Linked DNA regions of Homo sapiens: regions 2, 3, 4, 5, 6 and 7 are each linked to region 1. A link is a loop called in an ENCODE intact Hi-C map of the cell type or tissue named here. Cell type or tissue: endothelial cell of umbilical vein. All regions are shown on one strand.

What was found. Peaks named below come from ENCODE experiments on the same cell type or tissue, not always from the same donor. Only the 100,000 strongest peaks of a DNase experiment are listed, where the experiment ranks them.
Region 2: it touches region 1 in a loop (2.9-fold over the local background); 23 of 110 quality-filtered maps call a loop at or near these places.
Region 3: a loop joins it to region 1, with 2.7 times the contacts of the local background. A loop is called at or near these places in 36 of 110 quality-filtered maps.
Region 4: it touches region 1 in a loop (4-fold over the local background); 12 of 110 quality-filtered maps call a loop at or near these places.
Region 5: it touches region 1 in a loop (3-fold over the local background); 18 of 110 quality-filtered maps call a loop at or near these places.
Region 6: it touches region 1 in a loop (6-fold over the local background); 9 of 110 quality-filtered maps call a loop at or near these places.
Region 7: a loop joins it to region 1, with 4 times the contacts of the local background. A loop is called at or near these places in 13 of 110 quality-filtered maps.

What each region holds. Positions count from the first base shown.
Region 1 is chr7:134,777,038-134,781,037 of GRCh38, forward strand. It overlaps CALD1 (caldesmon 1), which reads left to right and starts at 2,597. Exons shown (of 15, transcript NM_033138.4): 1 at 2,597-2,712. The region is part of intron 1 of LOC124901750 (a long non-coding RNA gene); the gene reads right to left. In endothelial cell of umbilical vein, no CTCF peak of the experiment used is centred here; DNase peaks (open chromatin) are centred at 704, 864, 1,304 and 2,454; H3K4me3 peaks cover 1,686 bases; H3K27ac peaks cover 3,532 bases.
Region 2 is chr7:134,884,947-134,888,946 of GRCh38, forward strand. All of the region lies in intron 3 of CALD1 (caldesmon 1), which reads left to right. Among named protein-coding and RNA genes, the nearest start is that of AGBL3, 100 kb to the right of the region's middle. In endothelial cell of umbilical vein, no CTCF peak of the experiment used is centred here; a DNase peak (open chromatin) is centred at 1,645; H3K27ac peaks cover 1,629 bases.
Region 3 is chr7:134,939,591-134,943,590 of GRCh38, forward strand. CALD1 (caldesmon 1) reads left to right here. Exons shown (of 15, transcript NM_033138.4): 7 at 1,502-1,647. Among named protein-coding and RNA genes, the nearest start is that of AGBL3, 45 kb to the right of the region's middle. In endothelial cell of umbilical vein, no CTCF peak of the experiment used is centred here; a DNase peak (open chromatin) is centred at 1,781; H3K27ac peaks cover 1,628 bases.
Region 4 is chr7:134,869,185-134,873,184 of GRCh38, forward strand. The region is part of intron 3 of CALD1 (caldesmon 1); the gene reads left to right. Among named protein-coding and RNA genes, the nearest start is that of CALD1, 92 kb to the left of the region's middle. In endothelial cell of umbilical vein, no CTCF peak of the experiment used is centred here; a DNase peak (open chromatin) is centred at 1,807.
Region 5 is chr7:134,841,546-134,845,545 of GRCh38, forward strand. CALD1 (caldesmon 1) reads left to right here. Exons shown (of 15, transcript NM_033138.4): 2 at 2,339-2,426. LOC124901750 (a long non-coding RNA gene) reads right to left here and starts at 2,339. Exons shown (of 2, transcript XR_007060537.1): 1 at 1-2,339. RefSeq lists an enhancer at 3,460-4,000. In endothelial cell of umbilical vein, no CTCF peak of the experiment used is centred here; a DNase peak (open chromatin) is centred at 1,526; H3K27ac peaks cover 1,589 bases.
Region 6 is chr7:134,630,699-134,634,698 of GRCh38, forward strand. The region is part of intron 1 of LOC124901750 (a long non-coding RNA gene); the gene reads right to left. Among named protein-coding and RNA genes, the nearest start is that of BPGM, 14 kb to the right of the region's middle. In endothelial cell of umbilical vein, a CTCF peak has its summit at 2,408 (motif pointing right); DNase peaks (open chromatin) are centred at 333 and 2,463; H3K27ac peaks cover 1,809 bases.
Region 7 is chr7:134,718,547-134,722,546 of GRCh38, forward strand. The region is part of intron 1 of LOC124901750 (a long non-coding RNA gene); the gene reads right to left. It also overlaps a transcript of CALD1 not described here. Among named protein-coding and RNA genes, the nearest start is that of CALD1, 59 kb to the right of the region's middle. In endothelial cell of umbilical vein, no CTCF peak of the experiment used is centred here; a DNase peak (open chromatin) is centred at 1,825; H3K27ac peaks cover 1,522 bases.

The sequences.
Region 1 (4,000 bases):
TTCCTATATAAATCTCGTGTATTTTTAGGGCTGTTTACAAATGGCCTCTGGAAAAAGTAAATACTATGAAAGTAAAATTTCCCATGGCAGAGATTCAGCAACATGTATCTTTTTTTTTCCCCCTTCCTTTCTTTTTTAAATTCTTGATTGTTTAAAAAAAGTAAAAGGACAAAGAAAGAAGAATTTTTCAATATCATGGTACACACTACATGAAATTTGTTAAATTATTCTTCAACTATATAGTTCCTCCATGATAAGTGTATTTCAAATACATAAAATAGGTTGTGTGGTCACTCATCTACTATACCCTATATATGAGATATCCAGAATTTATCTATGGAAACATACTATTTTTTTTATCAAAAGACATAACCCAAAAATATTTAGCCATTTATCTTCTAAAAACCAGGCAAAATGCAGGTCCCTGCCGTGTTTCCTGTTGATAATATTTTCCCCATTTGTAGCACAACTTTTCTTTCCTCTGGAAAGCTGGTATTTATTTTATTCATAGATTGCAAAATTATACCCTGATGCTGTTCCACCAAAGGGCATTATTTATACAAGCAGGGAGAGTGTGGTTTAGGATATAAGCAGCAGCGGTAATGGAAAATAGCACTTTCAAACAGGCCTCACTGAGTTATGGAGAATACCACCTGGAGATCATGCACCCGGAACGTCTCTGGACACAGGTCATATCTTTGCACAGACATCACCAATTGCAGCTGTTTTCTGAACTCCTGATGTCTGCCCTACAATATGTTCAAGCCCAGCAGTTTACCAGACTATGTAGTATTATTCTATCTTTCCTTCCTGTCAGATATGGGATGTCCCCATCAGCAAAACTGGCCGTGTTCCGAAAATTTATTTCTAAATCATTTATCTGGGATCAGAAGACATTTTCCCACAGGAACAATTTTATAAACAGTGGTGTTCCACAAATGCCTGCTTGTGCCACAGTGTACCTGAAATGCAACATTGACTGTATGATTCCCACCAACCATTATTTATTCTTTTCTCTGGGAAAGTGCATTCCTCTTGGGATGCCTGAGGCTCATCTCTCCCTCTGCCTGGGAGCCTCAGCTATAGTTTTTTGGGCTGTGCAGCAGTAGCAGTCAGGAAGAGGGGAGGGAAGCAACCTTCCCAAAAAAGAGATGAGTGTAGAGAGTTGATATGGATGCCTCTGGGTAACTTGTTAATGCTGGAAGGCTGAAGAAGGAAACCAACAGTGCGAACTGGCTACTTCCCAACTGTTCTAAAAGAGGCACAAAGGGCAGGGACATTTTCGTAAACAGAGATCATTTCTAAGTCACATCTTCATAAACAGGGAAAGGCATATAGTAAAACCTCCCATTTTTAAAGACCAGTATCTGGACTTGTAATTAGCCAGGAAAAATATTGTGAAACTTCTTGGTCAGTGATGAAACAGTCTCAAACATATAACAATGAGACATAGATCTTGCACCTATCCCCAGGCCTGACAAATAGTAAGTGCTCCAAAAAAAGGGGATTTCAATTTTAATTAAGTACTAATTGAGTGAATTCTGTATTGAAAAGGACAAGACTATGTGTGGGCCAGTTACCTTAATTCTCATTAGCATCTACTAATTCTGACCCTCTTATAGCACACATCCTAACCATGAAGAGTTGGTCGGAGCACTTTCAAGACGTCACCTGAACATTATGTCACCTCTGCGGGATATATGCATCTGTCTACCCCAGCCCAAAGCAGGTGGTGGGTCTCTTCATACCCTCTCTGATGTGCATCAATTTCTAGGAATTTCTAGTACTATCTCCACATCACCAAATCTGAGGAAACAAAAGAGATAAGGAGAGGAAAGTGAAGCCAGTGAGGATATCCAAGCCTGTAGGACCTTAGGTTTATTCTGGCCAGTATTACCTGCTAAAAAAGACCTACGCTTTTGGTTTCCCTTTGGTCACTTATTTTTATAACACATGCAGACGTATTTTGGGGAGGTGTGCCTCTTTCAGGCTAGAATTTAGTCTGCTCAGCAGACCCGGGTCCTGTCTCCTTCAGGTTTTAGAATTGCATAACAATTTAAACTCATTTTGTATGTGCAAGTACTTTGAAAAGAAATATACTATTAAGACTCCCTCTGGTAAGAAGCCTTCCCCACCCCCACGCCCAATAAACTGATCTGTTAACTTTTTGTTTCAGAGACTGTGCTTTCTTTTTATTGCTGCATTTGTGTTCTACAAGACAGCCTCTTTCTCCAAGATTAACATTTCTTATGATTGTTCCTGACAATGGATTCACTTCCAGAGGCCCTGCTAAGGATAACCAAAAAAGGGCATGGAGCAGGCTGGTTTTGGCAGCGTGCACGCAGTTTCAGAGCTTTTTAGGTCTTGGGTTTTCTGATGAGTGATTTCCTGAGCATGCCTAGGGAATGACAGGCATCTCCACAGGCAGGCTGCATCCACCTTGGCTGGGGTGTCGTCATTGGCTGCCTATTAGAAAAACGACAGGACAATGCATACCACCGCCTCCCGACTGTAAACATAGGGGATATGTGTTCACTTAGCATGGACTTCTGGGAGGGGCCAAGGAAGGGCGGTCTGGAGTTTTATTGAATAGAGCAGTGTGTATTCGGCTGCCTGCCTGCCCGCCTGCTTGCTCTCTGGCTGTGCTCCTGCTTAAAGAAATCAGTCCTTCCTTTCCGACTTAGTCCTCGGGAAGAAGTTTCAGACTACAAGGTAAGGCACAGAAGGCTTTCTTTTTTATCTTCTAGAGAGAATCTGGGGACTTTCTCCGGCTTTCAGTCAACATTCCTGGCTAAGGTAGCTGGAGATGCAAGAATGTTCAAGGCAATAAACCATGCAAACTCCCGAGCCTGACTGGGCTTCACTGCCATACGGATATTCCCGGAAGGCAAACAGGATGAGATTTCCAGTTTTGTTTTTAGAATTGGGACAAGAAGAGTGACCATATAGAGACTTACATTTAGGGAACACTGGCAACTTTGATTAGGATAGCCTTTTGTTTAGGACAGCCATATGAGATTATACCTGATATCCAAAGGCCAGTGTTAGCAAGCCTACTGCACCAGACTGCTCACACAGTCTCTTCTGCATCTTTTATTGCCAAAGATTTGAAGAGGTTTTGCTTTAAAAACAAAATCAACAATCCTTTAGGTTGATGAGAAGCCAAAAGGGAATGATTTTTTTAACCAAAGGCTTTTGCGTTATAGTCTGCTGCCAGTATTTAAAACTAGACTTCCAGAGTTGCAAGGAAATACGGTCAGAGATGGAGAGATCACTAGCACCTAGCACTGGTTGGGTTAATGTCACTGATGGGATATTTGCTAAGACAGAAGATGCCTAGGCTGGTCTGTTTCCTATAAAACCTAATAACAAGAGAATGCATGCGCTAGTGGGTGTGTTTTTTTAGAAAGCACATTTAACGTCCTACCAAACTATTTTTTAAGAAATCTTTTTTTCTGTTTGAAAGTGTGCCTGAGTGTGTCTAGAGAATCTAAAGAGATGTCGATTGGCAATGTGTTTCAGAAAGGAAGGAGGCAGGCTTTTATATCTAGATAGACATATTTGGGTGTCTGAAACAGTAGTACAAGGCAGCTAGTTGGTAGTAGCCTGGAATTCCTTTTAGAAAGAGCTGATGGCAAGGGGTGGGGGAATTTTAGTGCTGTGGCAATACATGGTCAAAAAAAGTGGATGAGAACAAAGTGCTTGATATTTATAGATGCCTTCTATTAACAGGACTATGCAGATGGACTTGTAAACTGAAAATCCTTCTAATGTGTTTGTCAAAACCAGACATATACAGCTAGAACCTGAGTGAAGACTAGATGCTATATGGCAAGCAGGGTAAATCTGATGATTTTTTAGTAGTGCTGGCTATTAAAGACTACCAGCTGCAAATGACTGATTCAACTGGATTTTATTCCATGCAATGCGGTAGTTTGGGGTTGAGATTCATTAAATAAAGTTTTCTCTTTGTATTTAGAAGTTTGGGGATAATTTTCTT
Region 2 (4,000 bases), 110 kb after region 1:
TTATTTTTTTGAGACAGAGTCTCATTCTGTCACCCAGGCTAGAGTACACTGGTGTGATCTCGGCTCACTGCAGCCTCCACCTCCCAGGTTCAAGCGATTCTCATGCCTCAGCCTCTGGAGGGGTTACAGGCGCACACCACCATGCCAGGCTAACTTTTGTACTTTTAACAGAGACGGGGTTTCACTATGTTGGCCAGTCTGGTCTGTAACTCCTGACCTCAGGTGATCCTCCTGCCTCTGCCTCCCAAAGTGCTGGGATTACAGGTGTGAGCCCCGACACCCGGCACCATACGTTTATTTCTATCTGTAGATCATAATCAAGTGCTGATCCCAGTCAGAGGTTATTACAAAATATAACAGAACCTAATAAAGTGTTATTATATAATGTAAATAATAAGCACAACACCTAAAGTATCTGAAACACATAATGGATTATTTCTCTAGCAATAGGAGCAATATGCTTTCATCCAGGTCTGACCACCCCCCAAAAAGAAGGAAATCAATATTTTTTAAGACTTTATATGGTATCACTGGAAAAAAATCTGGATTTCATTCCAGCTATAAAAGCCATGTGTAAATTTAATATCCAGATGCAAAAGGTGGACACCCACAAATAAATTTATGATTGTGGAAATATTTAGACACTTTGAACAAGAGTGGTACACACTGAGAATTCTGTGGCTTAGGAACTAATATGCTTCCTTTGAAGATTTGACCTTTTCTTCTGCACTAGAATTATCTCCTGAGTCCTTATAATAATTTCCTTCACAACCTGTACCTATGAACAACAAATCTACATTCTAAAATATATCACTATGGCCTAGATTCAGTTTCTTATGGGTAGAAATCACATTCTTCATGTACACACTTCTTTCCTAGAATTATATAAAGCAGGTATTATTATTATCGTTTTCACCGAGACCAGAACCAGAATTTTGTAGATGTGCACCAGCCACCATTCATTCAAGAAATTGTTAGAGCCCTGCTATTTCCAAGCACCGTTTATTGTTTTAAAGATATGTTTCAAGTTGGAGGGCAGAAAGGAGTTAGAGGCATGATCCTTTTCAGATAGAAACTTTTCAGGAAAAGAAAATAGTCCAGTTGTTTAAAAAACCCTGGATTTTAAAAAGAGCTTAGAGAGTCGGCCTAAGTAATTGGTGCAAGACAGTTTAAACAGAAACAGGGAGTCTCACAGCAAGTTGGCTGGAGGAGCTGACTCATACATTGCAACATAATTATTTCCCAAATAACATGCAAACAAGAGTGGGCTCAAGCTTTCTGGTCTCTCTCTCCCTAACAAGATAAATTAGAAAGAAATAAAGTCAAATCCAGGAAGACTTCATAGAGGTAAGGCCTGGAACTGGTTCTTAAAGAACCACTAGAATTCAGAGAAGCAAAAGGAGTAAGAGTGGGCATAGGACTTACAAAGCAATTCATTTGGAGAAGAAAAAAGAAAAAGCAAAAACCCTGGATATAGCACAAAACTGAATGAATGATCTCTCTAAGAGATGCTATTATCAATGTGAAAATGATGTTAGGATGTGTTAACAGGAACGTGGCAGGAAGCACTGGGACTTCAGCCAGGCCTTGGTCAGCTTTTATTATGTCCAATTTTGGTTTCCCGTTTGAAGAGTTGTTATAGTCAGGCTGATATTAAAAGGATGGAAAATAGGCATTGGCGTCTAGCCTAGAAAAGACGAGACTAAAGGATGACTTAATACCTGTGGCCCTCCTAGAGATAAGTAGGTTTCTATTTCAGCAACAGGAAATCTAGTTCGATAACAGGATAAATTGAGCGTGAGAGTGATTAAACACTGGGACCTTGATCACAGGATGTCACCTACTGAAGTATAGTTCTTTAGCTCTACTGCTTTCAGAGTACTGTTCACTTTCTGTCTTATAATAGAATTTTTGTATACATGTCTTATCTCCCTTTAGGACTGCCCTTCTTATCTTTGCATCCCCCACAGCACTTAGTGCAATGACTTGCTTGTAGTAAACATTCCAATAGTGCTACGCGAAGCAAAGCAAAAAGGAATGTGCTGGGACAAAATAAAACTACATGCTCACCATTATAAGGGCAATAAGACAGTGTCACAACCCAAGCCCCTATTACAGGCCTAGAGACAGATGAGGCAAAGAATAATTAAGAAACGTGTATCAGCACAGGCCATGAAGACGCTGGTGAAGAACCACTGGAAGACTAGGATGAGGAGTAAACTGTGATTTTTCCACAGCAGCTCCTGCATTCAAGATCACAGGACATGACAGAGCAATATAGTTTAAGTGAACACGTTCAACGCCATGGCAGGGGCAGGGGATGGGAGATGCCGTCGTCTATGAGGGGAAAACTATGAGAGGCCAACAGAAAGGAGGAAAGAGATGCTGCCTTTGAATATGTAAACTCCTTTACCTACATTCCTGTTCACCTTGGGGTGGGGGAACAGCTGTCTAGGCAAGATTTTTTGCCTAGTTCTAAGAGTACAGAGCCTATGAATTTCTTCATAAGAAAATTTATCTCCAACAGCCTTTTCAAACGTCCCCTTTGTACTACTCGAACTGTTGCCTCCCTAGTGGTAGATTTCCCTTAGGTTTATGTGTTTCCATAGTAAGTGAATGGCTCTGTGCATGTTATGTGTGTGCATGTGTGCGTATGCATGCATGCGTGTATATGTGTGTGCCTGTGTGTACATGCATGTCTGTATGTGTGTGCATGTGTGCGTATGCATGCATGTGTGTGTATGTGTATGTGCATGTGTGCATATGCATGCATGCGTATATGTGTTTGCCTGTGTGTGCATGTGTGTCTCTATGTGCCTGCGTGTGTATGTGTGTGCATGTGTATGTGTGCGCATGTGTATGTGTGTGCATGTGTGCATATGCATGCATTCGTGTATGTGTGTGTGCCTGTGTGTGCATGTGTGTCTGTATGTGTGTGTATGTGTGTGCATGTGTGTCATAAGCGCATTAGGGCATATGCACAGCACTTCCCACATACCTCTCTTCCCTAGGGAATTGTTTCAAGGTAGAAGCTGTTCTTAAACAACTGCTGCAGACTCTAAAGTCTGGAACAGATCTTGTGGTCCGGTCTCCCACCTCCATGAAGTAAAGTTATTTTTAAAAAATCATATTTTCTTAATAAAGGACCACCCTGTGGTGGGAGCTGTTCCTTTCTATTACAGTCTGACCTCCCTCAAACCTTCCCAGCCCAGAATCTCTTTGATGAAAAATTAAACAATAAAGTGTCCAGAAACAAAGGATACTATGAGTAATCTCAGAATGGCCCAGACTTTCATTTTTCCTAGTAAGAGTCCTGAAGCATCATCAAATTCATGATACCTATTATCTTGCTGAAGGATGACTGGCCCACTTGTTCATGGTGCCAATGAATAGTCATTAGTTCACTTCTCAGAGACACCAGTTCTGGCAGCTGGACACTGGGTACCATTCTCTGCTATGCAGTGAAAGCACACAGGCCTGTAGGTCTCTGCAGGACCAGAACACTGTGCACAAATAACCTTTAGATTGTTATTTCTCAATCCTCTTACCTTGCCTCTCCAGCCCCAGGCACCAGGTCTCAGAGGACTCTTGGAAGCACTTGCCTAGCCCAGCCCTGCTCTCAGCTCATGATTCACTTGTTATCTCTATGCGTCTTCCCGCGTTGCCTGTCTTTCATTGGCCTTTGTGTTCTTCCTCTTCCCAGAGAGTGTCTGAACCAGGTCCAAGACTCACTTCTCTCTTCACTCTTCCCATGTCAGTACCCTACCAGGTAGCATGAGCTATAACACCACTGGGTTTTACTATCACAAACTGAAGACAGACAGCTGCTTCCCAAATGCATGCCCCTAATAACAAAGGAGGGTGCGCGCTGTTTCCCTTTCCCTCTTTTGGCAATTAGGGAAATAGCCTGGTGGACATCCTGTGTACAGCTGGCAATTAGCACACTTTCTGTACATGGATTCTGCACATGAGTGGAAGACTACTAAATTCTTGCTCTCCT
Region 3 (4,000 bases), 160 kb after region 1:
AGATAATACCCAAAGAAGACAATCAAATGACTTAAAACTTATCAATAAAGAGCAAAAAACTGTGCTCTGCTTTGTAAAACATGCACTTTAGGCCAGGTGCAGTGGCTCACACCTGTAATCCCAGCACTTTGGGAGGCCGAGGTGGGCAGATCACTTGAGGTCAGGAGTTTGAGACCAGCCTGGCCAACAAGGTGAAACCCATTCTCTACTAAAAAATACAAAAATTATCTGGGTGTGGTGTTGCATGCCTGTAATCCCAGCTACTCAGGATGCTAAGGCGGGAGAATCCCTTGAACCCGGGAGGTGGAAGCTGCAGTGAGCTGAGATCGCACCACTGCACTCCAGCCTGGGCAACAGAGCAAGACTCTGTCTCTTAAAAAAAAAAATGCACTTTAGGAGTAAATCTTCACAGAGTATCTGAAGAATAGGTGAGAAGAGGTGAGTGATCAGGTCAGGATAGAACCTCCTAGGCCACAACACCTAAAGTCCTGAGTTCTTATGGCCTACCTTTCCTCTGGATTTCTTTAGAATGCTCATGGTTTGTAACTGTCTTGAAAAGAACCATCGTGAATGCACCTCACCTGTTTTCACACTCATCTTTTAAGAATGGATGAGATGATATAAGTGAAGTGATTTGAATTCCTTTACCCCCTCCCCCACAAAAAGCTATGTAAATTCAGTATACTTTTAAATAATCTGTCTCACTTACTGAAAGAAACACAAAACGCACAAAATATGAAAGCTAACACCTGCCCTCCATATATCATCTTCCTATGTCTCCCACCACAACCACAAAACTACTTCCAGAGAACTAAATTTTTATTGACAATGGAAATCAAGGTAAACCCTGGAATTTTTCCTATTCCATTCTAACTTTAATGGTTTAGATGACTACAGACATGTTCTCACAGACCCCACATATCTTTGGATCCTCCTACTAAAGGTAGGGTTAGTAAATGTCCCATCCTTGGGACATAATTTACTCAGTTGATTAAAATACTGGTCTTCGCCAGAGTTGGTTTGGCAGATCTAGCTAAACTGATAGGTTTCCTTTTCTTTCTTTCCCATTTGTGTCTCTCTCACAGATTCTCTCACCATCCAGGAAGAAACCTGTCTAAGCAACGTGGTCATTCTTCCATCAAAGCCATCCTAATAATTGCTCTTCCCAGTGGGAACTGCAAACAGCTACTTTTACATGAAGTTCCCAGAACTTAGTGGTTTCCAAACAATAGTACTACCACTGCTCTTGAAAATAAAAACCTCAGTGAGATCAGGGATGATCTTACCTTCTTAAAATTGTGGTAAAGGTGTTTGTTCACAGGCTAAAGGACCATAGCTCATTCTCTAAGAATTTCACCTGATTCCAACTCTACCACATCTGAGTGGTTTCTTTCTGAGTTTTCTGCCTTCCTAACAATTTTGGGTCTTACTTGATGATACCAACCAAAACCTAATAAGATTTTTCTTGTTCTGTTTCTTCCTGATATGTACTGTTGGTTAGATCAAAGATGAAAAGATTAAAAAGGACAAAGAACCCAAAGAAGAAGTTAAGAGCTTCATGGATCGAAAGAAGGGATTTACAGAAGTTAAGTCGCAGAATGGAGAATTCATGACCCACAAACTTAAACATACTGAGAATACTTTCAGGTAAGAAGTAGCAACTAGTTAATAGAAACTGTGTTCACATGCAAAGAAAAAAAAAAAAAAGTCAGTCTTCCCATCCTGTGCTTCCAGACAGAAACGTGCTAAGCAGGCAGCATGCTTTTGTTGTGAGGTCATTAGCCATTGTCTTAGAGATACTCAGTCAGCAGGTCCAGTTCTTATATCACTAACAGAAGACCAGCAGTCATCGCTCAGACAGGGCTTAGTCTGCTTTTCCCATTATTTTGAAAGGCAGATCATGCTTGGCATCCATGTTTTTGTTCACTGACCTTTTGTGAGATTAGTGTATTAGAAAACATTATAACTGGGATTCATGTCATTCAATGATTCTCTATATGGTCTGACCACCTTCCTAAGAGACCTTTCTCAGTACCATTTTCAAGAATGCATTTTCTAAAGGTTGTAAATAAATATTGCATAAGACTAAGATTGTTTTGTGGCGAAATACTTGGGAAACACTGGATTAAGCTAAATTCCTCAGATTTCTTTACCACATGACTTTGAGAGCCCTTCATGTTCATTTTCATTGGAAGTCTCTAAGAGGGAGTGAGAGGTATGGACCTACTGCTCTATTTTATACAGTTTGGAAAAACTCTCTTGTATAGCTTGAGCTTTCCCCTCAACATAATCCCTTACCCCATCAAACTGAAAATCTGGGCAACTGATTATCAGACAGACGAGACCAGTATATTCAGGTAAATCCTCATTTCTAAATACAGTCGAATCCTGAGAGCTCTCTACCAATTTTGTAGAAGAACTTGAGGTGCAGACACTGGGCTGGCTACGTGATTCCTGTGCTCCTTCCCCACAAAACACTCTCTCCAACCACTGGGGCCAAATTCCAACCTCTGTTTTGTCACTGGTTGCTGTGCCAGATGTGCCGGAGAGGAGTCTTGGGTCCCTGCAATGTGGATTTCCCCGGGCTTGTTCCTTGGCTGCAGGCTTGCCTAGTGACCCTGTTTTTCTGAACACTTCAAATAAGAAAGTCATCAAGCAGGTTTGAGGGAGAAATCTGACATGCTCCTCACACCAAAGCCTTTGTAATATTCAAAAGCAGGCGGAGCTACTAGGGATGGATATTTCAGTCTCATCCAAGAGGCTAAGATGGATAAATACGGTTGCCCCAAAACAATTTTTTTGTACGTAAATTTAAGCAGAAACCTATTCATATTTATCCAAAGGAGAACCTAAAGCTCACAGAAGAAAAGGTGTACATAAAAGATCTAAATAAAATGATGAAGGTGTAAGAAAGGTAGAATCTATAGATATTACTTGGGATTGCCAAGAGAATAGATGTGAAAATTAAGTTTATTGAACATTCATAGAAAATCTACAAAGCGAGTTGATTCAGGTTGGTAAGTTGAGTCTAAAACTTGCTGAAGTGTCTGTAGTTTAATGTTTTAAAGCCCTAGAATAGTGTTAGGTTCATGAAAAGTGTTCAATGAATATTACCTAATATTACTATTTTTTAATAGTTTAAAAGATGTCTTGTAAACATAAGGTTCTTTTAAGGTATAAGTTTTTTGTTAAGAGAAATAACGTTTAAGAAAATCTGTCAGTAGAAAAAAGTCTGTTTAACAATTAGCAAACTTGCCAACAAGCTTCAAAGCTCAAATTAATAATTAACATGCCTATTGTGTAGAAATCCAAAAAGCTGGGTAATTCGAAGAAAGGAATAGTCACAAGAGATGGTGACAAGTTAAGTGCTAAGAACACTTACGTGTGACTCTGGCCTTAATTTTTCTATTTTGGGCAGGAAAAAAAAATACAGGAACAAGCTGCTACCATATTATTTATTTTTGTTTAGCCACCAACGTATGTGAGTTTTAGTTTCAATTAGAAGTTCACGCTGATTGAAGTAGAGAAGTATAGTTTTGCTCCATATACATATAAAATGAGGAGAGAGGAAGAGAGTATCCGCCTAGCCTCTATTTAGGTAAGTTTAGTACCTACCAGCTTCACTGAAAACAAGCTGTGTTCTTAATGGTCAAAGGCCTGATACTCATCTTGACTTACACCTAAGGAAGCCAAGGACGGGGGTAGGGTGGTGGGGGTGGGGTGCGGGGAGAAAGAACTTTATGGAACGATTTCCACATTAAGTGGCACCCTAATGCTGAGGTCATGCACATAGGCAGAGGTGGTGTGAACAAAACTTTTGCTCCTGTTTTGAGCATAGCTGCTTATGTGTGATTTAATTACTGTTCCCTTTGATATCTGCATTTTCTTGTAACTCGTTTTCTCTAAAACATGACATAAAAATCTCAATTCAATGAGCAAGATATAGCGATGCAAATTATACCAAGGGTTTTATAGAAAGTGCAAAATGGTTTTTTGATTT
Region 4 (4,000 bases), 92 kb after region 1:
GGCAATGAAGAGGGAAACGGAGCCTGTCTAGGTGAAGGAATGACACCGGCAAAAGTGCAGAAGTGGAAATAAGAATCCTGGTGCAAGAAACCTGTTGAGTGTTTAAGGGAAAATGGATTGGACTGGTATATCTTGGCTGTTCCTATTTGCCATACAAGGAATAGACAGAGACTTAACAAGGGAGTTATGTGCGATGACACTATGCTGGAGAAACTTATCTACAGTGGACTAGAATATGGGGATACCAGCACTGGAAGAGATAGTATGGTAATGAGGGCCTGAATCAGGTCAGTGAGTATGGAAATGAAGAAAGATCAAATATGAGAGTCTTTACAGAGGGAGAATTAGCAAACCTTTTAGGAGAGCAAAGAACTTATAGACGGTTCCAAAGAATATACATCTGAGGAGCTGGAAGGAAAGTCTCTGCTTTGTCCTAAATGGAGGATTTCCTTCTTGAATCGTCAGAGAGGAGCAGTGTTTAATTTCAGGTAGAAACCACATCCAAAAGGGGATTTCCTGCAGGCATGTGGAGATAGGAAATTTCACTCTTTGTTCAAAAAGGGAGAGAAATTATTATTAGAGTAATAAATTTGGGCAGACACAGTATGGTGGTGCTAGTACAAAAGCTGAGGGGATATTCCCAAAAAAGCAAGTGTAGAAAAAGTGAGCGGTCATCAAGGTATAATGGAAGCCATCAAAGAAGACAACGTACCAGGGAGATGGGGGAGAACCAGGGAGAGTATGAGGCCCAATGTTGAGTGGACATGGTGGACATGGAAGTCTTGCGGGCAGTGGCCGGGCTCAGTGAACCACACCTCTTATTCCTTCCAATGCTGTGTTATTTCACCTCAGGTTCTCATGATAGTCTACAAAATATCTTCATCCAACAACTATTTATTAAGCACTAACCAGGTTTAAGTGTGCCAGGATGGGAAAAATAATGGTGGTAAAGAAGTAGACATGGTTCTTGCCTTTATATACCTCACAGCATGCTAGGAAACCAAAGTGTAACAGAATCAGGAAGCAGACAGGCCAGGGTGTAGGGGCAGACCTGATAGAGTTGTGGCTAGAGAGGCTCAGGACTGAGGATGTAGACACTGGGCATCAGGCTAGATTGCCATTGTCAGCTTCTTTCCTTTCCACGTGAACAGGGGGTCAGGGAATCATTGACAGAGGTGTGACAGAACTAAAGTGCTGTGGTTAGAGCCATACTGTCATTAGAGTGAATAAACCCAGTTTCTTCAGGTTCAGGACTTTGCTTAAGAATTGACCGCACGGCTACGTGGTTCGTTCCTTTGACTTTTTTGTTTTGTGTGGAAGAATTTCTCTTCTTTTAATGTCAGATGTAAAAGGAATGTACACAGTAAGTCTTAGTTATGTACCCTGAATAACCTAAAATAAACTTACACAAATTAATCCTAACCTTGTTTAATTTATATTTCTGTCTGTATTACTTCTTTTGGGATATTATATTGTTTTCTTTTCTGTTTTTTATTTCTTCTTTCCTTCCTTTCTTTCTTGCTTCCATTCATTTCCTTCCTTCCTCTCTCTCTCTCTCTCTCGCTCTTTCTTTCTTCTTAAGAGTAGTACTTACATAATTCCTTATACTTGTACTAAGTTTACCTTTCCATGTTTCAAGGTGAGCCTTCTAGTTCTGCTATTCTGAGATTTGGTAAGCCCATGACCACCCTTCAGGATTTTGTAAAATCTGATCATTTATGGGAATAGTGAAAGTCAGGCTTCATGGTTCAGCCAGCTCTGGTGGGAAAGTGCAGGGTGTGTGCAGGAAACAGGTGGCCAGAAGCTGAAATCAAGGCCATCTAAAATCATGGTTTTGATCTGAAGACAAAGAGCACATGAGACCCTGAGCAAGTCCCTCTTCCTTTAGCTCCAGACCTTGGCTTCCTCCTCTAAAATAAGACTAGCCATTTTCTCTGGGGTATTGGTGGTCACTTTAATTTTTTTCTCGCTTTTGGTATTATTGATTTTTCTTTACTACGATCATATGTTACTTTATTTAAAGCCAAATAAAAATGAAGGCAATTTTCTGTTTTGAAAAAAAATAATTCTATGGCCCTATGCAGTATACCTGAGCCCAGATGGGAGAAGACTTAACTTCTCTTTGAATTTAGGGAACTAAAAGAAAGATTTCATCCCTGATCTGGAGGGCAGTTACCAACTACTGGAAATAGAGTGGCTCCAAGGCTCAGAGCTGCAGATTCATTTACTTACTCTCAACACATTTTTACTGGGCATCTATTCCACTACAAGCTCTATTTTGGGTACTGAGAATAGACCCACAGAGTAACAGTGTTGGGAAGTGTGTGCTTAGTGCTTTACAACCTATCTAAAATGAAAAAAAGATCAAGAAATTATACTTTTGTATCCTCAAACATAACATGTACCCCGTATGGGTTCATACTTATTAGAGATGACCCACAGCCTTTGTACACCTGACCCCTGCAGACAGTGTGGGGGATGGGGTATACTACAGAGAAGAGAAAGTCCATTGACTTTCCTTACCCATAAAAGCTTTTCAAATAAAAATACCCTGTTATTTTTATTTAATTAGTATTGAGTCTGATTGCCAGATGCAGTTTTACTTTGAAATGATAAATAATTTAAAACTTGTACTTTTACCCGGTGTTATAACCACAGATTAAAATAAAGCGAATTTTTACACATTTTATTCTTCAGAAACAGACCTTTTCAAAGACTATTTTGCAAGCTAATTGAAGGCTTTGTGCCATGCTGGCTTGCATGTGCTTAGGACTGGCATTTATTCACTGCATCCGAGCTGTCCTGAGACTCTGTCGTCCACATATCTCCTTCTAAGGGTTTTAGCCCAGTTCATTTCAAATAACCTCGACTGCAAACGTAGTGCATCAAAAACGTTCTTCCAGCTGGGCGCAGTGGCTCACGCCTGTAATCCCAGCACTCTGGGAGGCTGAGGTGGGTGGTCAGGAGTTCGAGACCACCCTGGCCAACATGGAGAAACCCCGTCTGTACTAAAAATACAAAAAGTAGCTAGGCATGGTGGTGGGTGCCTGTAATCCCAGCTACTCTGGAGGCTGAGGTAAGGAGAATCGCTTGAACCTGGGAGGCAGAGGGTGCAGTGAGCCGAGATTACGCCACTGCACCCCAGCCTAAGTGACGGAGTGAGACTCGGTCTCAAAAAAAAAAAAAAAAAAAAAAAAACTTCCTTCTTTGTCTTGCCCCTTAGCCTGTGCAACTTTTATGCCATTACCTCGTCCTTCCTTGTCTTCCATTTGGCTTTCTCACTCTGAGTTCTTGAGATAAGGTCTTTAGATTTGGCAAAAAGGAAGGAAGTACTTCATTTTGTCATAAAAAGAAATACAGATGCTGAATACCTACAAAATGCAAGATACTATACCGAACCATAGGAATCAGTGGTCACCAGTAGGGACAGTATCCCAGTAGTCACTAAGCTCCTATTCTAAGGGTATTAGTAACTTTAGAGCAATCGTGACCAAAAGAGGGAGAAAAAAAATTCAGTAGGCAGAATGGAATGAGCAGTAATCAGTGAAAATCCTTAATGCATTGTTTCTAAGCAAAAGGCACTATTTGCTCACATCTCAAATTAAACTGTATTTTAAAAGCAATTACTCATTTGAACAAACAGATAAAAATTTAGTTTTGCTGTTTATTATTCTCCACCAATCTCAGGGGAGTAAAAAGTTAAATAGATACATTCTGGCCGGATGCAATGGCTCACTCCCGTAATCCCAGCATTTTGGGAGGCCAAGGCAGGCAGATCACTTGAGGCCAGGAGTTCGAAACCAGCCTGGCCAACATGGTGAAACCCTGTCTCTACTAAAAATACAAAAAAAAATTCGCTGGGCATAGTGGCTGGTGCCTGTAATCCCAGCTACTCGGGAAGCTGAGGCAGGAGAATCACTTGAACCTGGGAGGCAGAGGTTGCAGTGAGCCACGATCATGCCACTGCACTACAAGCTGGGCGACAGAGCAAAAACAAACA
Region 5 (4,000 bases), 65 kb after region 1:
TATGAAAGGAGCTCGTGCAAGCCTGTAGAACACAGCTCTCTTGAAGTCTACCTAGCAAAAAAGGGAGTGGGGAACCTCCATCCCTCTGGGCACTGGATACAAAGGTGATCATGTGCTTCTTTGGCACTTTCATCTCTGGGCAGGGACAGATCCTCATGCTTTCCAGCAAAGGCAGCCCTGTGGGGATCGTTTTTTGGTAAGACCCTGTGTCCAGCACATCTTTCAGCATTGTGTACTCTACGAACAGACATATGAGCCTGAATCCCACATGGACTGAGTAACTTGGAAGTTTCATGATCCCAGAGCACACAGCCATCTCATAAAAGCCTCACACCAGGCTTCTCAAGGGCTCTGCCTGGAACATGCTTCCTTCAGATCTTTACATGGGGGGGCTTCTTCCTAGAAATGTGTTTTTAGCCTAGATGTCTCCTTTTCAGAGAGACTATCCCTCACCATCCAACCTCCAGGGACCCTCAGTGGACCTCTTTACATCCTGCTGTTTTTTATTTGCTCACTCACTATCAGAAATGTATGGTGTCTGAACTCCAGCAGAGTATAAGCTCCATGGAAGCAGAGCCCTTGTACATCACCTTGTGCTGTGTCCTGAAGCAGAGGACTCACTCAGTGAACAAGCAAGTGGGCTCCTGTATCCACCAAATACACCCAGCATGGTGGGTCAGGCCCTGGCTTTGAATACTGGCCTCACCACTAGCTGGGTGAATTCAGGCAAATGACTTCAGCCAAGAAACTTCTCAGTGCTTATCCTAAGATAAGAATATGTATTTTACAAGGTTGTTACAGTCATCAAATGAAATAATGTGTGCAATGTGCTTAGCACAGGGCCTACCACTGAAAAATACTTAACAAACAATAGTTATTATTATTATTTCCATAATGAAAGCAAATCATATTATGAAAAAGTCACAGAGGAATTGTTTTATAAAAATGGTAATGTTGAAATCAGAGACCCTAATTCAACCATGTAAGATAAAATTTTAAATTAATGAAAATCTGGGTCTTCTTGTTAGTTATTTACAATTATTTATTTTTGTAAAGGATCCCTAATTTAACCTTTGCAATGATTCTCTGTTGAAATAAGTTATCATCTCACCCTCTGCTCTTAGTATCCATTTGGAAAATGCCATCTTTCTGAGAATACTTGCAGTAGAAATTTTAAATTAGGATATTAACCATCTCCTGTAAATATATGCTAGCAATGTTTTTCTATTTGTTTAATCTAGAAAGGTGCTAGTTACAGTTTTTCATGCTACTGAATGACTTTAGCTAGAGGTTTCCTGGGGGTTCTAAGAAAATCACTATTCTTAGGGGACTAGAAATCTGATCAAGAGGGAAGAAATTACTTCTTTCTTTTTATTACACCTTGGTTCTCCTATAGTAAATGTTTTCATATAAAACTCATTTCTCCCCATGCCCGAGGAGATGGTTAAATCAAAGGAGCAATAACTAGTGCCTGGCTGTTTGCCACTGGCTGCAATGGGGACTCGGGGAGGAAGACAGGCTCATTTGCCTAACAGGGCCCAGCTCCCTTCCCGTCTTCCTTCATCTTGGGCCTTTTCCTTCCTTACTACCTCCGGTCTAGACTCAGCTTTCCCTGCAGAGACCTTTGGCAACTGCTTCTGAGCCAGGGCAGCCAGCATCTGTGTGTCGGGCACTGCATTAAAAGCTATGGCTTAAAGGGCTCAAGGGAGGAATGGTTCACCCGGGCGTCTATTTGAAGTTGCGAGGTAACTGATGGGAGAGAAAGATCTTAAACAGGGAGTAAGAGCTTTAGCAACTCTCTGGCCCTTAGACCCTAAATCTGAAAATAGAAAGGAAAGAGATTATCTGAAGACAAACTCCACTGTTAGTGACTCTGCCATTCATTTTATGTTTTCTCTTGAAAGCCTTTCTGTCTTTGTCTCACTAACAAGGTAGTTCATGGACATACATAGACACTACAGACCAAAAAAGTTTTCCACTTATAACATTTTCTTCCTTCAGTTTCCCTTTATTCATTCTCAAATTTTGAAATAAAATTACTGAGGGGATTGGGAGCAGTGAAAAAGAAACTTGGCAATTAGATACTATCCCTGGGTTTGTCTTAACTATACCTCCTTCTCCAGAATAATTTATTCAGAATAAATGGATGGACTTTGCGATAACTGTATTTTCCTTAAAATGCAAATGCACAATAGCTATTTCTACCCCTGCCTTACTTCTCCCTTTAGATTCTAACTAACAACAGTACTTGAGGAAGAAATGATATTTGAAAATATATAGTCTGTATTAGCTAAAATTCATTCAACTGAATTATGTTTCCATCCTCCTTTTATTCCAGGTATCATTGGAACATTTCAAGATCATCAAATCAAATTCCACAGGGATTGGTGACCAACCAGAAGGCTCAGACATCTGATTGCTGACCTGTGAGTAAAGTTTATGTTTTATTAATACTTTGGGCTCTGCTCTTAGGAATTACACAGCCTCTGTGCCTGATATTCTAAATTCTTACATCTGAAGATGCACTGTGAGAAACCAGTTTTTCTGCTGTGGCCCTCCTACTTTACTTGCCAGTTAATTAATCAGTTAGAATCTATCAAGTTTTGAAGGATCTATCAAGTCTTTTATCCTGTTTTGTAATCTGATTTTTTTTTTTTGCTTTATTTTTAAATGTTTCCTGCAATGTAATATCTTTCACAAAACAGTCCTGGATCAATCATGAAGTCTTCACTTCCTGTGAAAAATGCTAGTGACTTGAATCAATAAAGACAACATGAGTCAGCCTTCCAAGGTGAATAAGCTCACCTTTGTGCAAACACTGGTGATCTCAGGAGTGCTAAGTACCCCTCACTTTCAACAAATCTCTCTCACCTGGGAGGAAAACTTCTACCAGAACAAGGACCACCTAGGGAGGTGAAAGAGGGGATTTCCACTTTAGAGGATGGAGAAACCAAAGGGCATTTCACTCATTCACAGTTTTGCTGAGCTTGGCTCCAGTAGGTAGAAAAGTTCTTCAGGAGTTCAGCACACCACTCAGGCAATTGTTGTTTCAAAATTCTATCTGTTGCCCCCATGCAAGTTTTCTCAGGCTACCATAGTGAAAATCCACAGACTGGGTGGCTTAAACAACAGAGATTTCTTTTCTCACCATTCTGGAGGGTAGAAGTCTGAGATCAAAGTGTTGGCATGGTGGATTTCTCGAGGCCCTCCTTGCAGATGGCCACCTTCTCCCTGTGTCTTCACGTGGTCCTCTCTCCGGGCACACACCTGTCTGGTGTCTTTCTCTCTGTGCCCAAATTTCCTCTTCTTGTAAAAACACCAGTCATATTGGATTAGGCCCACCCTAAAGACCTCATTTTAACTTAATCACTCTTTGAAGAACTCATCTCCAAATGCGGTTACATTCTGAGATCCTGAAAGTTAGGATTTCAACGTATGAATTTGGGGGAAATACCATTCAGCCCATAATGCTGCCACCATCATTTTCCCTCTCTAATATGCTGACTTTTTGTTTATTGCACGTGGGCTTCCCTCTGTTTCTCCCCTCCTGAACTCTTTTAGCGATTACATTACTCTCAGAGCATCTGCAGTTCTTAGAGTGTATTATAATCATTTGGGTACAGCTCTCATTTCCCTATGACATTCTATAAATTCTGAAATCAGAGAGTGTGCCTTTTACATCTCTCATAGCACTAGAGGAGGTTTTGTATACAGTAGACATTTTGTAATATTTATTAAATGAATGAATGAATGAATGGAAAGAGGATTAGATGCAGCCTCTGAACCTGCAATTTATTTGCTTTAAGACTGTCTCCAAATGATGAGTATTAAAGATGCTTTCTCCTCACTTCCTGCCCCCCAAGACAGGTAGAAATAAGTTAAGGCTGAGGAGAAAAATTGAAAGAAAGGTGTGATTGACTAATAGCAGGAGAGTTACCTTTCTCCCAGAGGTAGGAAATAGTAAATAGCACAAGCATGCCCCAGTTAAGGTGGCCTTTCC
Region 6 (4,000 bases), 150 kb before region 1:
TTTCATATTGCTTATTCATCAAAGAATAAGCACCTATGCACTTTTGGGGATCCAAAACTACTATGCTAAAATGATTGTCAAGGTCGTGTAGACTTATCCTGAGGTCACACAGCCACTGTAACAGATCATAGGAGTAGACTAAAGTCTCCTGACTCCAGGCCATGCTTGCGTATTATATCACACTACACCACTGAACTGAGTCAATATCAATTATTCAAGTATATGGCATTGCATACCACAAAGAAGGAGAAAAAATACTCTATTTGGATTCAATTGTTTTCTTCTTTACTGATTACTTCATACATAACCTGTTTGTTGAAAGAAGCACATTCTCTATGACTATACATCCTCAATTGTATGTTTAAAAAAATAATTCATACTGTAAGGACACAGTCATTGTGTATGTATACAGCTCAACTTCCTCAGTTGCTAAGGATGAATACTGCTCAGGATTAAACATGAAAAGCAGCTCTAGCTAGAGGCCAAGAAAGAGCTGATTTGTACATCAAAGTCATGGTGTCTAAGAGCTATAAATGGTAAATATGTGATGAAAGAGGTTAAGAGAAAAAAGAGAGGTGTACATGCATGAGGTGAGTCAGGCTGGGGTCTGAAATTCTAAAAGGTGGATATGTTTTGCTGATTTGGGGGTAGTTTTAAAGCAGTCAAGATTTGACTGCTATCTCTGGATTTATCCACCTCCCTTCAGAGTGGGCCTGAGTAGAACTGGATTGGAGTTTCTTTAGTGGTTTGTTTAGTGAAGGTTGTCACATGGTTGAAGGTTTGCTTGTAGCACTGTGGACTCCCATTTGGTCATCAGGTGTTGTACTTGTTTTTTCCAAGATAACCTATACAGCACCTCCTCACTTCCTCCAGTAACAGAGGTGAGCTATGGAGGCAGGGTATATTGGATAGATGCAGCTAGGCTGGGTACAGCAGGGAGCAGTGAAGGGCAAGTGTACATATGTGTCTGTGTGGGTGTGTGTGTGTGTGAAAAGCTAGAGATGAAAGTGACATAATGACAACTCTGGATACCCAAGAATGGGCACAGGACTCTGTCCCACAGCTCCCAGCTGTGATTTGTAGTACAGATCTGCTAGCAAGAGACTACAACCACCTTGCTACTTCAATAGCTTTCTCTGATGTGTGGGTTTGCAGTTAAGATCTTATAGCTCTATTTGACTATAGATGGATTCAGCAAGGAATGATAAAAGATGAGGTAGATACACAGAGAAAAGTAGTGGATGTGGGGAGACCAGTCAGGAGGTTACTGCAGTCAATAAGAAAGGATGGCAACCTGAATAGCAAAAGGGTTATAAGTACAATGAAAACAGATATTTTAAAATTATAAGAAAATACAACATAAAATTTTGGTGCCATAAACTTGAAAATCTAGATGAAATGGCTGATTATACAGAAAACACAAATTAACAAAATTGATTCAAGAAGAGATAAGAAACAGGAATAGACCAGCTAGCAGCAGAGGTCAGGGAAAAGGTGAGGTGGTGAACAGCATATGAAAAGATCTACCCTATAAAACATCTCTAAGCTTGAATGACTATGCAAAAAAAACCCTATCAGACATTCAGAGTGTAGATCATTTCCATGATATCCAAATTATGTCAAAGCATCAAAACCAGGAACTTTTGCAATTCATCTCACAAGGTTAGAATAACCTAGAATTACAATCTAACAGTCATTGAAAATTACAGACCAGGCTCTCAAATAAAAATAGATAAGAAATCCTGAATAAAACATGTAACAATTGAATCTAACAGTATATTTAGAAAATATACTGTGCCCAAGTAGGTTTTTATTTCAGAAATTAAAGAATAGCTAAATATTAAATATTCTATTGTGTAAATACTATATGGTGTAAATACTATTTATTTACATAATATAAAAGAATCAATTAATTAATTTAATTAATAGAATAGAAGATAAAGCAAGCAAAAGATAAAGAGTCAGTAATTAGAGAAGTTGGAGGCTAGAAGTAGCCAGTTTGGGGTCTGGTCAAAATACAGGGAAGATGATTATTCCAAGTAAAGAAGAGGGACAATGAGACAATTAAAGTACCACAAGATGTTAAGATCTCTAAGGAGATCTCAGTTGTCCAATAGACATTTGAGGTGGATGCTGAGTGTGGGCTTTTGGCCACAGACACCTCTGAGGAGGCAATCTGTCCATCACTCACTTGGTGACCATGGGCCATTTAATTCAAATCTCTGTGACCCTAAATTCTCACCTAAAAATATGAGGCTAATGTGATGTAGTATATCTTTCAGGGTTGTTGTGAGGACTAAACGAGATAATGAGAACTAAGTAGTTAGCACAGAACCTGGCACATAATAAATTATGGTAGCTGCTATCTTGATTATTAATGTATTTTTTTAAACTGAGACCGGATTGACAACCCCTTCATATGTGCTTTCTTCTCTGACCACCAGAGAGCAGACCAACATTACCCTTCCAGAACGAGCAAATACCTCAGGTTCCACAGCCTGAGAGTTCAGAATGTTTTCGGTAAGCTGCTCTTCTATAAATTTTGTCAGAAGAGCAAACTAACCTTTGTGAAAGGCATAGCAAAATGTCTGCTTTCTTCTTTATATTTTAGTTGAGAAAGGACTGGGATGTAAGTTAAATAGTCACTGAATATGAAATTACATGTAAATATCGAGATACACCATATCTGGCATTAGGAATCAAGATGATAACTTGATGTATTACTTTTCTTTTTGCTTTACATTGTAGGACACTTTTTGAAGTGCTATTATATAGATATAATAGGTATAAATATAATAGATGTAAATATTCCATTTTATCTTCACAATAACAGTGTGAACTACACAGGCCAGAGCACGTTGTTCCAATTTAACTGGTGTGAAAACTGAGGCTTATTAGAGTTTAGTGGCTCATCTAAAGACACACATATATTTGGTGTCACAATCTGAACTTCACCGGATCCGAAGACCACAGCACATACAGGAGTGCTCTTTTGGTTCTCTTTCCCTCCTTCTCTCCCTTCCTGTGTCCTTCCTGCCCTTCTTTTCTTGCTTCCCTCTTTATATTTTCTTTCCTTTCCCCTAGCTCCCCCCTACTTTTTCTTCACTTCCTTCTTCATTATGCAATATTCCACACATATATATGATCTAAATAAAATGAATGTGATTAACCCACCATTCAGCTAAGAAATATTACCAGTATCTCTGAAGCCCAACTGCACACCATACCCAACCTGTAACCTGGATTTTGTAATAATTTTCCTTTTCGTTCTAGTTGTATCATCTTATCACTTATGCATCCCTACAAATATATACATTATTTATTTGCATATTGTTGGACTTTATGTAAATGAAATCATTCTCTCTCTTTTTTTTTTTTTGCTCAAAATTATGTATCTGAGATTTATCCGTGTTGATGTGTATAGCTGTGGTTCATTCATTTTCACAGCTTACAGTACTCCATTTTATTCATCTGTTCTCTTACTACTGGGCTTTTGGGTGATTTTCAGTTTTGTGCTATCATAAACAAAGCTGTATATGACTCTTGCTGTACATATGCCAAACTTTCTCCAAGGTATTCACCTAGGAATGAAATTACTGGTTCATGAAGTGTACTTACCTACAACTTTACAGCTAATGCCGAATTGTTTTCCAAATTAGTTTTACCAATTCCTATGAGCTTATTACTTTGCATTCTCACCAACATGAAATTGTCAGAAATTTTAGCCAATTTCACACCTAATGCTCAGATTTTGGTTTTCAAACACCATTCTGCAATAAAAGGAACCAGCTTCCTTGGAGAAATAGCTGATTCCAGGGCTAGGGCAAGTAATAAACAAGATGATCTTGGAATATCTTGTAGTGCCAGAGAGTAAGAAAATGCTCCACGAAACAAAAACAAACAAAAACACAGCAGCCAATCACTAAGGAGCTCCTAATTGCCAAACCTGGAACAATCAGAGCAGCAAAATAAATACAGTGTACCCTAGAACAACATGGGT
Region 7 (4,000 bases), 58 kb before region 1:
TTCATATAATGATGTATCTGAGATGGGAGCAGAGACAAGTAGTAAAATACAGATGATTTATAAAAGGCTTGTTATGCATTAAAAATGCATAAAACCTGGCCTCAGCTGTTTTAAAATTAGAGTAAATTACTGTACAAATTTCTGTTGCAATCAGAAGACGTTGGCTACTGCTGTTGTTGTGAATAATAAAATTCTTTGTCTCTGACCCAGAAGTCTCATGTCTTATACTGGTTGCTAGTTTTCAAGAAGGGTAAAATCTAAGACCCTTAGCAGTTCTTGACAACTGTTTCTGGAGTTTTTATTTCCCCAAAATATTGTCACTATTGCTTAGATGTCATACCTAGATGAATAACACTTGCCAAATAAATTTTTGAGTCAAGTTGAATGAAATAATTACCTTTTACTGGGAACCTATCAGTGGTTCTCACCCATGCTAGCCTCATGACTACTGTGTACACTATAGAGTATTATCTCCATTTTGCAAATGAAGAAACTGAGGTATAAGGACATTATTTTCCCCAATATCCTACAGCTCACAAATGTTAGAACTAAGGTCTGAAGCTAGTCCAATGTTCTTTCTGCCACTATTGCCTCTTAAAACATTTTAGCTACAGAAATATTAACTTTCAGACCAAATTATGAAGGTCACTGGGAACGGAAAAATGATTGTTTAAAGAGAAAATTTAAGCTTCAGAGAAGAAGGAAAGGGAGAAGTGAAGAATAAATAAGGAAGAAAAAAATAGAAAGAGGAGAGACAAAAAGGGATAAAAAAATATGTCCAAATAACTTTACAGGGCAAATAGAGGGCTGGGGTCCCTACAACAAGAGTTGGGAGCAGAACAGGGTTATGAGGCTCGCCAGAGGAACTTGGTGTAGACCTGTAAAAAGTAGCAGAGCACCCAGGGTGAAGCCTAGGAAGAGCCAAACAGCCAATCTAAATAAAGTACCAATCAGGCAAAGGGCTAGAGTCCAGGGAAATGGGGCAGTCATCATTGTCTCCTAGAAAGAGCAGGCAGAGAACAGCGTCCAGGGAAAGAAACCGGTAGTTTGCGAGGGGGGATAGGAGAGATTTCTCCAAGCACAGGAAGAGTGTAGCTGGGCCCATCAATGGCCATTGTCCGATATGTGTTTGTCCATTTTGTTTTGCTTGGACGTCAACGGCCTTGTGTGTGTGCAAAAAAGAGCTTTTAAGGACCCCAATCTGGTTTGGACAAGGTGACAGAAGCCAAAAGTTACCTTGGTTGAGTCTTAAGGGAATGAATTTTGAGAGTTACCTGTTCAAAAGCCAAAATGTTCAAATCCCGAAATGTTCACATCAATCACCAAAGATGCCCCCGAAATGTTCACATCAATCGCCAAAGATGCCCGCAGTGAGTGTTTGTTTTCTTGTTTGTATCTCTGTTTCAACTCAGTTGTACTTTGAGCTACACAGATCCTTCAAAAGAATAAAAGCTGGGTTTCTTAACCCCCGCTTTGGTTAGCGTGTATGCTTTCAGCACCTATGTTTAGTATTTTTTAGAATGTAGCCTTTGTAAACTTCACCCACTGTATTTTGCTGAAGTCAGACTCACCCTTTGTTCACCAGTAATCAGCAAACATTTGTTAGTGACGACAGTGGCACTCTGGTTAGCCCTCCTCTTTTTTTTTTTTTTTTTTTTCCTTGCAGAGCATAGTTGAAATAATTTGGGAAAGTTTCTCTTCTTCAAGGAGCTGGGAAAGAATGATGAATGGGCCCCTTGTTCTGATGCATCCTTCTATTTCCTGCAGAGGAAAAAACTGACGGCTGCTAATCTCTGTGTGTTCAGGAGCTCTACCTTCCTTCCTAATAAGATCGCTGTTGTAATAAGCATGTGCCATGGAGGTGAAGCAGAGTTTCCCATTATTTATTAGGCCTGAGTCCTCATTAGTAACTTCTTTATAAAATAAACATGAGGCTTTGCAGAAATGGGGAACAAGAGCCTACTTCATACAAAGTACAATGATAAATGTCTCCTGTGGCCCCAGATTCCAACGCTTAACATCTGTGATCTCCCCATCTCCATGGCAACATAAAGTAAATAGTAAAAATAGTCCAAATCCAGGAAAAACACAGCAGGGAATGTCTGTCCTAAAGGAAAACAAACGCTTAACATGCACTCATACATGAGCAAGAGGACCCACATGAAATGTAGCAGTTGGTCAATAGGAAAACAACAGAGAGTGGGGAATGAAGGGTCTTCAAGCTAGCAGACAAGAAATGTCAGATGATTTGAAGAAGTGTTGTCTGCTTTCAGTAGGAGGCCTGAAGGGAACATTGTGTCTTATATTCATGGGCTTGTACAGTGTGTATTTTACATTTTGTACAAATGTGTTTTGAATTATAAGCTTGTCATATTACACTAGATTTAAAGGGAACCATAGATTATAAAAGTAATAGCATCAAACAAAGAGTTGAGAACTGGTGATTTGGTGTTTGCCATGTAACTTCTTAGCAAAGCTGTGGTCTGCCTAACAGACCCTCTGAATCTTCTCCCTACCTGTAGCCCAACAGCCTGGGGCTGTTCCTGATATTCGCTATAGGCCGCTGGAACAGGAGGCTCTGTGGCCTCCCTGTGTCCCCCACAGTTGTGGCAAGAGCAGTGGAGCAGCCCTCTGGAAGAGAAGAATGTTCCCCTTAGGGGTGCAAGAAAATGCCTGGGAATAGGATATTTTCAAGAACGGCGATTTTCAGTTAATTTAATTTTCTGATTAACTGCAGTGACTTTGGGCCTTTCAACTCACTGAGCCTGGTTTAAGTCATCTGCAAAAAAAAAAAAAAAAAGGATGGGGTACTTCATGACCCTGGAGTCCTGCCAGCCTTGGAATTCTGCAATTCTATGAATTGAGCACAAGGCATGATTTTGTTTCAGCCTTTGTGGATTAAAAAACTTAGAATTCCTGGGTTTCTACTATAGTAGAACAGTTTCTACTGTTCTACTGCTGGTTTCTACTGCTATAGTAGAACAGTTTACTGGGTTTACTGTTCTACTATAGCAAAAAATACAACCCCATGGCTGTGTGTGTTTAGGGGAGGTGGGGGGGTGAAGGGTGGATGTGGTTTAGGGGAAAGACCGAGGGGGTCTACAGCCAATCCCAGTGACTAGCTGTGTGACCTCAGGCCAGTTATTCCACCCTTCTTGGCGGTAGTGTCTCCATCTCCATCAATGGAGATGATGGTATTCCTTGCAACATTATTGCTGTAGGAATACTGGTAAATGATCAACATATGGTAACCACAATATCCTATCAGATTTGGAGTCAGTACTTGAAGAATATTTTTCATCACATAGGTAAGACTTGATAGTAGTGGGGTAGCTCGTGCTGTGTAATTTATGGAACGCAGTCTCAATACTTTGTGATGGGGTTTCCGTTTGGCTCTAAGCAAGTGTGACTCTACCCTGAAGATCTATGGTGGGGTTTTTCTTTTCATTCCCTGACTGTAGCTTTTTCCTCTGATGGTTTTTCTCTTTCTTAAAGCTAGAGCACAGCTAAAACATTCTAGTTAAGTGAATATCCTAGAATGGCTGGATCCTAACACGTGGAAGTCTTTACTGTATGATTTGTGCACAGACACCTTGCCGGTTATTCACAGGTCGTGTTCAAATTTAAAGCTCACCAGGAGTCAATAGCCACAAAGATGACTTTGGAGCAGATTCCCTCTCTTCTATTGTTCCTTTCCTCCGGCCAAGTTTCTCTTCTCTTTGCCACTTTTTTCCTCTCTTACCCTTTCACCATTCTCTTTTCTCTTTTCTTCTTCTTCTAATCTTTTGATTTTAGTGTTCTCATCTTTCCAACTTTGTGCTGTGCATTCTGCAGTAGTTCGATTTTGTTTATTTATTTATTTATTTATTTATTTGTTTGTTTGTTTGTTTCTGAGATGGAATCTTCCTCTGTCGCCCAGGCTGGAGTGCAGTGGCACAATCTCAGCTCACTGCACCCTCTGCCTCCCAGGTTCAAGCGATTCTCCTGCCTCAGCCTCCCC